2 separate regions of the Homo sapiens genome follow, and region 2 is linked to region 1. The links are chromatin contacts, found by Hi-C or POLR2A ChIA-PET in ENCODE. All regions are on one chromosome and are shown on one strand. Each heading gives the region's core, a stretch centred on a gene start or an enhancer-like site at or near the end of the contact. The rest is flanking DNA. Distances are from core to core; before and after follow the strand shown. Region 1 overlaps TTLL4 (tubulin tyrosine ligase like 4). Region 2 holds the start of TUBA4B (tubulin alpha 4b).

Evidence for each region. Hi-C counts contacts between places; a loop is a spot of excess contacts on that map. ChIA-PET counts read pairs that join two places held with the same protein, here RNA polymerase II (POLR2A). Pooled maps may share reads with other maps.
Region 2: a loop to region 1 is called in a pooled map, with 2.0 times the contacts of the local background. The contact joins the promoter of TUBA4B here to the enhancer-like site in region 1. A Hi-C loop is called at or near these places in 1 of 50 pooled maps. POLR2A ChIA-PET finds 5 or more read pairs at or near these places in 3 of 52 experiments (Caco-2, GM10248 and endothelial cell of umbilical vein).

What each region holds. Positions count from the first base shown.
Region 1 is chr2:218,742,754-218,748,448 of GRCh38, reverse strand. TTLL4 (tubulin tyrosine ligase like 4) reads right to left here. Exons shown (of 20, transcript NM_014640.5): 6 at 3,216-3,340; 7 at 2,648-2,758; 8 at 2,218-2,294; 9 at 1,255-1,446; 10 at 1,077-1,159; 11 at 724-852; 12 at 222-344. Among named protein-coding and RNA genes, the nearest start is that of TTLL4, 35 kb to the right of the region's middle. RefSeq lists enhancers at 242-1,441, 2,435-3,634. Within about 2 kb of position 3,073, at least 14 of the 41 ENCODE cell types and tissues checked have a DNase peak (open chromatin) inside an H3K27ac peak, as active enhancers do.
Region 2 is chr2:219,251,603-219,257,534 of GRCh38, reverse strand. It overlaps TUBA4B (tubulin alpha 4b), which reads right to left and starts at 4,292. Exons shown (of 4, transcript NM_001355221.1): 1 at 4,116-4,292. The coding sequence starts at 4,127. TUBA4A (tubulin alpha 4a) reads left to right here and starts at 3,617. Exons shown (of 4, transcript NM_006000.3): 1 at 3,617-3,679; 2 at 5,305-5,527; 3 at 5,822-5,932. The coding sequence starts at 3,677. RefSeq lists enhancers at 2,565-2,634, 4,065-4,124, 4,155-4,234 and a silencer at 3,285-3,654.

The sequences.
Region 1 (5,695 bases), core at 1,824-4,323:
TCCTGAACTCAGGTGATCCACCCACCTTGGCCTCCCAAAGTGCTAGGATTACAGGCGTGAGCCACCACATCCGGCCTCAAATAGACCAATTCTGAATTGGTAAGTGTTATCTCTGGGTCTTATATTAATCCTCCACTCGCCATGCCCCTGAACCTCCCAAAACCCCAGAACCCTGTATTCCTCTAGGCCTTCACTGGACTGGGACACTCTGCCCTCAGTACCATTTGTGGCCCTGGCAAGCCATTTCATCTGCATTGGCCTGGTACTCGGCATTCTTTTTATTGACACTGTAGTTGGTCAGGTGCATGAACTTATTGCCAAGGCTCTTCATGGAAGGCGAATACCTGGAAGTAAGGAAACAAAAGGCAGAGGTAAGATGGTAACAGAGCAGATGGAGAAGGGGCCAAACATTTCCCCAAATCCTGAAGAGGTGTAGAACAAGTACACAGATCTTTTCATAGCCACAAGAGCCTGAGAAGTGTGTCTACTGGCAAAGTTCTGAAAAACCACAGCTAAACTCATCTCCTTTATCCCACCTCAGTCCCGCATGCAGGAAGACCCTCCCCAGATTTAACGAAGTAGAGAGCCTCCATATTTCCCATTTCCTGCCTTTCCCCTTGCTAACAAAAACTATTTTTCTGTTTGGTGTCTTCTAGTTTCCCTCCCTCCAAGGAAAATAAAATCCCCAATATTGTCAGAGGATACCTCACCACTGTCACATACTTGCAACTGGCAAAGCGGACCAGTCCATCTGAAAAGAGGTAAATCCGCAGAGGATCGTAGGAAGTGACATAAACATAGATCCGCAGGTCAAACTTGCTGCCGCTGATGAGGTAGGGTTTGTGTAGATACCTACATAGGACAAAGGCCAGCTTCTCATACAGCCAGATGATGGGGCTCAGTGGGTAACCAAGCCACAGGAAAAGCCAGCTAACAGTCCCCAAGATAAAGACCTTAGAACAGTTGGCTAAGGAAGCTCTTTGGCTGGGAGAACAAAGGGCAGAACATTGTAAGAAGGGAACCTCGAGGCCAAGGAGGTGGGAGGATGGGGTAAGGGATATGTGCTACAGGCTCACCTCTGTACCAGGAGGGGCCTTCGCTTGGGGAGCTGACTCCACTTGTGAATAACCTGGATGCCAATGCCTCGAGCTGATGCTGGCTAGGAGCAGAAAGGAGATGAGATTTGCTCCAGGTCCAATACTCTGTTGTTCCCACTCACAGACCATAGTCTCCTGCCCACTGTGATTCACTCACTGGCTTCACAATCCACTTTTGGCGGCTGCTGCTCTCCCACGCTTTGCGCAGGAGCTTGGCGTCCTGGGGCAGGATAAAGGACTGGGGGAAGAAACTGAACTCCTTCTTGCCAAAGCGGCTCTGCATACGTGACAGGTTCCGCCATAGCCGGTCCTTCCTCCCAATCTGGAATGAGCCTGGGAAATGGTTTAGCTACAAAAGGGAAAAGGGTGAGTGCAGGAAGAGGGCAGAGGTGAGGCCATGAGGAAGATGACAAGACTCATTCTACCATTCCAACTTCTTTAGCAGCACTCCAAGCTTTTGTTCCATCTTACTATCACCACCCTAATGGTCCTCAAGTATCCAACTGCAGAGCACTCACCAAAAGATGATTAAAACACAGACAAAACAGAGTAATGTAAGCCAGATGTGATATTCACCTTAAGTGCAAAGAAAAAGCTATTACATCTTTATCCATGAAACCCTATGGGATGAGGACAGAAAAGCATTTCGCCTTTAGTAAGTCTGGAGGCAAGGGACTCATTCATTCCAATGTGAGACCAGAAGTCCTCTTTACACATATTCAGCTTGGGAGAATGGAATGTGCAGTGATCATAGGGAAACATAATAAACAGAAAACAGACAATCTAACTCAAGACACATTAGAGGAAAAAGCATCTTGGAGAAGCTGCAACTGCAGGATTTCAGAGTTACACCCTCCTATGAGGTTGGAGTTCAGGAGAGGGACTCAGCTGCCCCCTACATAGGCAAGAAACTCCAAGATACTGCAGCTGAACTGGAGATGTACGTGATCCACTGGAGTCTCTCACTGTACCCCCGTCCTGTACTTTCTCCTCTGTACACCTTCCTGACTTCTCCATGGTCATCATCCTCTTCCCGCCCCCTACCCCCTACTCACATCATCCCCCTCCTCTTGGCCTAGTCCAAAGTCCAGGGAAACAGCTCCTCAGAAAGGACCCCTACCTTCTGATGCTCTCGAATGGATCGGAAACTAGGAGACTTCATGTGGTGACCCCAGCAGCCCAGCCAGTCATCGTTTCCTATGGGAGGTACATCAGGAATCAGCCTTGCTAACAGCTCAGTCCAGGGACAGAGAGAGGCCCAGAGGCCCCAGAACTGGGCAGAGCTCCCAGACTTGGTTTTCAAAGAGTTGCTATGGAGCTGTCCTACATGAGGCCCTGGGGCCAGGGACAGAACAATGGCCCTCTGTCTCTCAATTCTGAACAACAGGCTCAGTCCAGGATTTCAGAGCTACACCCTCCTATGAGGTTGGATTTCAGGAGAGGGCCCCAGCTGCCCCGACATAGGCACGAGGTGTCTAGAGCTCTCCCCCTATGCAAAGCCCATCTATTTGGGGCAAAAGGACAGGCTCACAGTAAGGCAAGCAACTCACTTTTGCTGATTTTGAAGTGGGACCGTCCAATGGTCTGCTTGACAATGTTGGGGGTCACTGTGCTCATCTTCCATCGGAGCAACTTCCTCTGTTCCCAGGGAAGTTTCTCCACTGGGAAGAATGCAAGGGGTGTGGGGATGGGGGATGGAGAGGAGCAGAGAGTCATGATGAGAAGACAAAAAAGATGGCATGGCTGCCCATTCTTCCCTGGGCAGGCAAGTCACTAACTATTGCTCCAGATCAGGGTTTCAGAGGAGCACACTTTGGGAAAGAAGAGGGGCTGTGCAGGAATGAGGAACAAAGAAAGGGAAGACTGAAAGGGAAAAGCAACAAGGTTGAAGAGCATGAACTCAGCATGACATGGCAAGGCTGAAAAGGGTCAGCTAAAGGACAGACAAGAAAAAGGTTGCATCAGACCTACGACCACATGGGGAACTGAGCACAGTGTGACAACTGCCACAACAGCCATTCTGGAAACCCTCTCCTACCTACTGCCACCTCCTCCCAACTTAGCTAGCAACCTTCTCCCCGGGGGCTCTTCTGGGCTTTGACACTTGGCCAGGTTTACCTCTCTCATCCCGAGTGCCAAAATAGATGGTAGGGGGAACGTTGGGAAAGAGACTGTAGATGAGGGCTGGTCGGACAACTTTCTCATGATTGGAAAGGGGTTTGGTCAGAATTTCCATACAGCTTCTAAGACGAAAAACAAACATGGAGTAGAGAAAGGGAAAAAGCAACAGCCCTGAAGCGTCGTTACTACGACGTACGATTTATTTCCAAGTGCTGTCTTTTAACTTGTGATTCTAAAAAGCCAGGTGCTCAATAATTAATAATTATTTTGTACATATTAATCCATAAGGTACTAGGCTAACCTACATACAACCACACCATTAAATGTCACCTAAAGACAAGGTTTTCCAACACTTCATTCTGCAATACAGCTCCAAAATTTCCCGTGACAAGACATTGGCTGGGAAAGTCCCTGACAGGAGTAGTTCTGAGAGGGGAAATGAATGTGGGTGGATACCAGTAGCAGAACGTGCTATGCTAAGACAAAGAAATAAATGAGAGAAAAGAATGATGTAAAAATTACGAAGGAGGAAAACCAAACAAGATCTGAGGTGTAGAGACTTTTAAATAAAAAAAGGGGAAAAAGCAATAGAAAGAAAAGAAACAGTGATACTTCCAGTTCATTTTATATTTAGGTTCATCTAAAGATTCATGAACCATTAGTGCTTTTCTCCATTTTGGAAGTGATTTGTGACACTGTAATTTTATGTAACAGTATGGGAACACAGATATGGATGTGATGAAGAGATGTGGCTGATGTGGGACAGTGGGCCATGGGGGTCCCTACTGTTAATCCAACAAGGGCTTGGCCAAGGCTGTCTCAAGGGGTGTCAACATAGCAAACATATCAACTACCTGTCAGGTACAAGCTGAGAGACCAAGATCATTCCTTTAACTAGCACTGAAAAATGGAGAAAATAGCTATTACTCTTTACAACTTAGATAATATAATCCACGAATATTATTATAACATTAATTTTTAGTTTAAAAAAGTCACTTTACCTGTTATTATTTTCAGCACAACAGAAATAGGCACTGTATGTGAAACACTTCAGTGTTTTAACTCTTAAAGATTTTTAATGAATTTTATGGAATCAAGTTAAATACTAATTCCCAATGAAAAATTCTAATTAATTCAACTCTATTCCTCATTTTCAAACTTTTTCTTCAAAGGCTTTTGGTTTACTGAGTATGAGAATTTAAGATTGTTGAAAGTCAATAAGAATGAGTTAAAATTTAAAAACAAAGATAGAGGCCGGGTGCAGTGGCTCATGCCTGTAATCCCAGCACTTTGGGAGGCTGAGGCAGGCGGATCACCCGAGGTTGGGAGTTGGAGACCAGCCTGACCAACATGGGGAAACCCCGTCTCTACTAAAAATACAAAATTAGCCAGGCATGGTGGCGCATGCCTGTAGTCCCAGCTACTCGGGAGGCTGAGTCAGGAGAATTGCTTGAACCCAGGAGGCAGAAGTTGCAATGAGCCAAGATCACGCCATTGCACTCCGGCCTGGGTAACAAGAGCAAAACTCCATCTCAAAAAAACAAAAACAAAACAAAACAAAAAAGATAGAAACGTAAAATGGTACAGCCACTCTGGAAAACAATTTTGGCAGTTTCTTAAAAAAACTAAACATGTAACCACCATACAACCTAGCAATTGCACTCCTGGGCATTTATCCCAGAGAGATGAAGACTTCCATTGACAGAAAAATATGTACATGATTATTTATAGCAGCTTTATTCATAACAGCCAAAACCTGAAAACAACCCAAATATCCTTCAACAGGTGTACGGTTAAACAAACTGTGGTACATCCATACCACAGAACACTATCCAGCAATAAAAAAGAATGAGAACTATTAATACATGCAACAACCCCGGTCAGTCTCCAAAGAATATGCTGAATGAAAAAACGTCAATGTCAAAAGGTGACATACTGCTGTGATTCTATCTGTGTAACATTCTTGAAATGACAAAAAGGAGAACTAGTGGTTGCCAGGGGGTTAAGGAGGGGATGGGAGAGTAAGGGTAGGAGGAGGAGGAATTCCTACAGTGATGACAACGTTCTGTATCTTGTTTTTTTTTTTGAGACAGAGTCTTGCTCTTGTCACCCAGGCTGGGGTGCAGTGGCACGATACCGGCTCACTGCAACCTCTGCCTCCCAGGTTCATGTGATTCTCCTGCCTCAGCCTCCCGAGTAGCTGGGATTATAGGCGCCCACCATCACGCCCAGCTAATTTTTGTATTTTTAGTAAAATATGTTGTATTTTAGTAAAACATGGGGTTTCACCATGTTGGCCAGGCTGGTCTCAAACTCCTGACTTCAACTCATCTACCTGCCTCAGCCTCCCAAAGTGCTGGGGTTACAGGCGTGAGCTACTGCACCCGGCAAGATGTTCTATATCTTGACTCTAACAATGTTAACAACATCCCAAGTGTACTATATTGTACTTCTGCAAGATGTTACCCAATGGGGGA
Region 2 (5,932 bases), core at 3,043-5,542, 510 kb before region 1:
GAGTAGCTGGGATTACAGGTGCACACCACCATACCTGGCTAATTTTTTGTATTTTTGGTAGAGACGGGGTTTCACTATGTTGGTCAGGCTGGTCTTGAACTTCTGACCTCGTGATCCACCTGCCTCGGCCTCCCAAAGTGCTGGAATTACATGCCCGGCCAAGATCCTGCCTCAAAAAAAAAAAAAAAAAAAAAGGCTGGGCGCAGTGGCTCACACCTGTAGTCCCAGCATTTTGGGAGGCTGAGGTGGGTGGATCACGAGGTCAGGAGATCGAGACCATCCTGGCTAACACTGTGAAACCCCATCTCTACTAAAAATACAAAATTAGCCAGGAGTGGTGGGACATGCCTGTAGTCCCAGCTACTCGGGAGGCTGAGGCAGGAGAATTGCTTGAACCCGGGAGGTGGAGCTTGCAGTGAGCCGAGATCGCGCCACTGTACTCCAGCCTGGGCAACAGTGAGACTCCATCTTAAAAAAAAAAAAAAAAAAAAGCCAAAATGGGTCTTACAGAACTGAAATGAAGGTGTTGGCCAGGTTGCCTTCCTTCTGGAAATTCTAGGGGAGAATCTATTCCTCGACTTTTCCATCTTCTAGAGGCTGCCCATATTCTTTTACTCATGGCCCCTATCCCTCTTCAAAGCCAACAATCACATCATTCTGACCTCTACTTACTTTTGACCTCTTCTTTATTTTATAATTTTTATTTTTTGGTAGAGACAGGGTCTCACTATGTTGCCCAAGCTGGTCTCAAACTGCCGACCTCAAGTGATCCTCCCACCTCAGCCTCCTAAAGTGTTGGGATTACTGGCATGAGCACTGCACCAGGTCTGACCTCTTCTTTGACTCTGACCCTCCTGCCTCCTTCTTTCACTTATAAGGACCCTTGAAATTACACTGGGCCTACCTGGGATAATCCAGGATCATCTCCCTATCTCAAGATCTTTACCTTAATAACATCTTCAAAGTATTTTGCCATGTAAGGTAACAGTCACAGGTCCTGGAGATGAGGATGTGGACATCTTTATGGGGTAGCATTCTTCTGCCTACCATCTCTGAAGTGAAACAATTCTTCTGACACACACTTAGCAAATGCTTACCAGGTGTGCTAAGCACTATGCTAGGAGCTAGAAACAAAGATGAATAAGACACAGTCCTTACCTCCAATAGTTTGCTATCTATAATATTAAGATGGACATGTACACAAATAACTATAGCATGATGTGCTATATGCACTAAAATAAATGTCACAGCTACTTACACAGTGCCTTGATGTGAATATGTACATCTCTAAATTCATCTGATATTCACAATCTGAAGTTGTTATCCCGGTTTTACAAATGAAGAATCTGCACCTGAAGGTCAAAGAGGTTTAGAGTTTTTCCTAAGATAGCTCAAGTCTCTTACTATGTTCATTCTGCTAGGATAGGAGAGCACAAGGAAAAAGAGGTTCAGGGAGGGTCTGCAACCTACTGCCATGTGTCCTATAGTCACCACGGCTCCTTTCTTTGTAGGGACCATGACCTTATTCCCCAAAGAAGCCTCATTATACGCCCCTGTCAGTTTTCTTTTTATGAATGAGTCTTGTTCTCCCAATCAGATGGCAAGTCTACTGGGAAGAAAGACCTTGTCATATTTCACTATATTCCTTTCCATGCCTTGCCTATTTTGTTGATAGAGAGTTGCCATCACTAGTTCTTTCATGGTATTATGTTGTGTTGTCAGGTGATGGGGGAGGGAGGGGTGAATCCTTTCCAAGTGATGTAGAGCCAGGAAGACAGGTTTCTTAAGATCTGCAAACCAGCAGCACCTGGGGCACTGCCAGATGACTTTCCCCAGTGAAGGGAGACAATTAGAAAATGCAAGGCAGGCTGGGGTGGTTGCTCAGGCCTGTAATCCCAGCACTTTGGGAGGTTGAGGCGGGTGGATCGCTTGAGCTCAGGAGTTCAAGACAAATCTGGACAATATGGCGAGACCTTGTCTCTACTAAAAATACAAAAAATAAGGCCGGGTGTGGGGGCTCACACCTGTAATCCCAGCACTTTGGGAGGCTGAAGCAGGTGGATCATCTAAGGTCAGGAGTTGGAGACCAGCCTGACCAACATGGTGAAACCCCGTCTCTACTAAAAATACAAAAATCATCCAGGCATCCATGCCTGTAATCCCAGCTACTCCAGAGGCTGAGGCAGGAGAATCGCTAGAACCCGCGAGGCAGGTGTTGAGGTGAGCCGAAATCGTGCCATTGCACTCCAGCCTGGGCAACAAGAGCGAAACTCCATCTCAAAAATAGATAAATAAATAAAATAAGCTGGGCATGGTGTTGGTGCACGCCTGTGGTCTCAGCTACTGAGGAGGCTGAGGTGGAAGGATGAGGTAGAAGGATGGCCTTGAGCCGGGAGATGGAGGTTGCAATGAGCTGAGATTGCACCACTGCACTCTAGCCTGGGTGACACAGCAAGACACTGACTCAAAAGAGAGAGAGAGAGAGAGAAAGAGAAAGCAGAAGTAGCTTGAAAAGATGGGGTGGAGAGAACGGAATGAAATGTAGAAAGAAGGGCTTCTGCGGAGACCAGGGGCTGAGTGCTGAGACCATTAAGGTGCGGGTTGCAGATCCTGCTCTTGGGTTAGAGACAGAAGAGACCAAGAGTCAGAATCATCCAAGATATGAGAATCTCGATTTTCTTCTTTTCTCTTCAGAGGCAACAGACATTTTGATAGCTTACAACAATGTTTCCACTATGACATCACTGTCTCCTTTTCACCCACGAAAATGTCAAGGACTCAGTGAGGTTAAGTCACTTGCTCAAGGTCACACAGGGTAGCCTGGAGGAGAATCCAGGTCCTGAGGTCCCCCGGTCAGCGCTCCCGCAGTTCTGGCAGCAGGGGAGTGGGCAGGTGCCCTCAGCGAGGGCATCATAGTGACTGCGCTGATGACAGCGCCACTGACCCGCGGGCGGCCGGCGAGCCGCGGCAGATTCCGGGGTCGGCCCCGGCAGACAGGCTGCGGGGCTCGACTCTGCGGGAGCGCCTAAGGCATTGGCAATCTGGGGCTCAGGCTGTGCAGTTCTGGGTCCTCGGCCGCCCACAGGCGTCGGCGAAAGGCTGCCGCCCCGGCCGGGGACCAGGAAGCGTCAGGCAGCTGGCAAGGGCTCCCCGGGGACGCGCCACAGCCTCACAGCCGGCCCGAGTCTCCTGGGAGGCAGGGCTGGAAGGGCAGGGGTGAAGGCCAGCTGTGGCCGCTTGGGAAGGACCGCCTCGCCTGCTCCCGACCTAAGTCAGAACACCTGGATGACCGGTGCCTCCAGGACGCAGGTGCAGGTGAGACTCGCCCTGCCACAGCACCCTGCATCTCCGCGGAGGCCCTCGGGAGCCCAGCGTGTCTGCTCAAAACGAGGAAAGAATGGTTAAAGCCCGAATCGCGACTCTTAATCCCAGCGGGACAGGTGAGGGACCCCCGCGCAGCTTGGGGAGGGTACCAGGCCAGGCTCCGCCCCTCGGGGGGGCCGCTTACCCTCCCGGGAGGCGTGGCCTGCGGGCCGCCCAGCCTCTAGTGGGCGAGCGGGGAACGCGGGCCCCGCCCCCCCCCCGCCTATAAGGGCGGTGCGGCACTGCAGCTAGCGCAGTTCTCACTGAGACCTGTCACCCCGACTCAACGTGAGACGCACCGCCCGGACTCACCATGGTGAGTGCGGCCCGGCCGGGGTCGCGCCTGTCCCCTAATTGCCCCTCTCCTTTGGGGGACACTTCTTCCAGGCATGCTCGGGGACCTCCACCGGGCGTTCCGGGTCTCCAGGAGGTGCGAGGGTTTTGCATCCTCCCTCCCCAACCCCCTCCTGGTGACTTTGGCCGAGCCGTATAGTTCACCTTCGGTGGCTGGGGTTGGGGCTTGGGGTGGAGTGCGACTCTTCAGTAACAGAGAGGAACCCTTCCTGGCACTCTGCTCCTGCCTTACGAGCATTTGTGTCCCGACTCTGTATGAGAGTCACGCGGGCCCGCGCCCCGTCCTTTCCGCGGGCAAAAGAAGACGGGTTTGGCTGCCCTCTTACATCCCCAGTCCCTGGTCCTCAGCACTGACCGAGCACGTGCTTGGCGCTAGAAGGTGGAAGGGGTCAGGTTACCTGGTGCCGCATCCCCCTTTCCTCTGTGTATGCATTCCAACTATCCACAGAACCACCCCCCCCCCGTGACTCAGCACCCCGCGTCTGAGCTGAGAGGGTTGGTGGGAACGGGGTTCGGCCTCCTGAAGCGAGCTGGCCCTCTCCAGCCGAAGCCCGGGTGCGCGGATGGGCAGAGACAGCTGGCGCTGAGCACTGCGCGGGCCGAGGCCAGGTTGGGGGGAGGGGAGAGAGGTGCATGTAGGGGGTGGTATTTATAGCCCAGGAGCGGGGGCCGAAACCCAATCCCCGCTTTGGGCTGGGAAATAACTGTAAAGACTCCAGAGGGAGAGCGGATGTAGGGCTGGGCTGCAGGATGGCGCCCATCCTGCCCGGGACAAGGCGGGTCACCTCTGGGGCCTCACCGCAGGTTCCACTTCCTTTCTGGGTATTTGGAAACCGTCACCCCGCCATTTCGGTGTGGGAAGAGCGCGCGGGCCCTGCCGGACTTTAGTGCTTTAGGGGTTAATTTCGGGCTGACAGGGACGGAGCCTAAGGCAGTGAGCGCCCCAGTACCCTCAAACCTTATTGCTGGCCCCTGCTGTCTGAGCTTACAAGCATTACCGCCGCTATTTCCGTGCGGGCTGACACGGGAGATGAAAGTGGTGAAGACACCCAGGGTGCGGGGGTGGAGGTGGGGAGAGGAGCCAGATGGGATTGATCCCCAGAGCCAGATGGGATTTAAAGGTGAGGGAGGAGGGCATCCTGATGGCGTGTGGTCAGTTGATGCCAGATTGGATGGCTGAGACACCTCTGCAGCTTACAGGAAAGAAAGAGGGAAAGGGTTCTATGAATTCTAGCTGTTCATACTCAAAGCAAATAATTAATCAAGTGGGGGGGGGGCCTCTAGCTGTAAACCCATACCTCTAGGAAACCTTTTGTCATGTGGAGCCACAGTGCTCACTTGACAGATTCCCCACTGAGAAGTGGGCTAAGAGGTTGGCCTGCATTGCTGGGTGCCTCCAGGTGGGGAGTCCTGTACCTGGGAGCCCGGGCAGGCTGCTACTCTCTTCTCACCTCTGCCCAGCCCCAACCCTCCACTCTTGCCAACTGAGTCATCCTAGCTGGTAGATGATAGGGTGGAAGAGAGACTCGCAAGGTGAGGACTTGTGGATGTGGGGCTCATGCTGTGTCCCCTCTCTCTATCCCTCAGCGTGAATGCATCTCAGTCCACGTGGGGCAGGCAGGTGTCCAGATGGGCAATGCCTGCTGGGAGCTCTATTGCTTGGAACATGGGATTCAGCCTGATGGGCAGATGCCCAGTGACAAGACCATTGGTGGAGGGGACGACTCCTTCACCACCTTCTTCTGTGAAACTGGTGCTGGAAAACACGTACCCCGGGCAGTTTTTGTGGATCTGGAGCCTACGGTCATTGGTGAGAGGAAGTGGGGACAAAATTGAAGGGGGTGGAGCATGACTCAAAGCTTCTCCCTGGAGAGAGAGGGTATTTAGACCAGGCATTCCTAGCCCTGAAAATTCCTAGCCGTACTTGAAGCTGCAGAAGGCAAGCTGATCTGAGACTGGCCTGGGCAGCTGGTCTGGGTTTCTCTCACACTCTGGTATCTCAGGCTGGCAGGAGGATGAGTCCTTCCATGCATCTGGCCACAGCTACCACCCTGGGGGAGGAAGGTCCCTGCTGAGCATAGCTTTGTGGTTTTTGCCCTTCCAGATGAGATCCGAAATGGCCCATACCGACAGCTCTTCCACCCAGAGCAGCTCATCACTGGGAAAGAGGATGCTGCCAACAACTATGCCCGTGGTCACTATACCATTGGCAAGG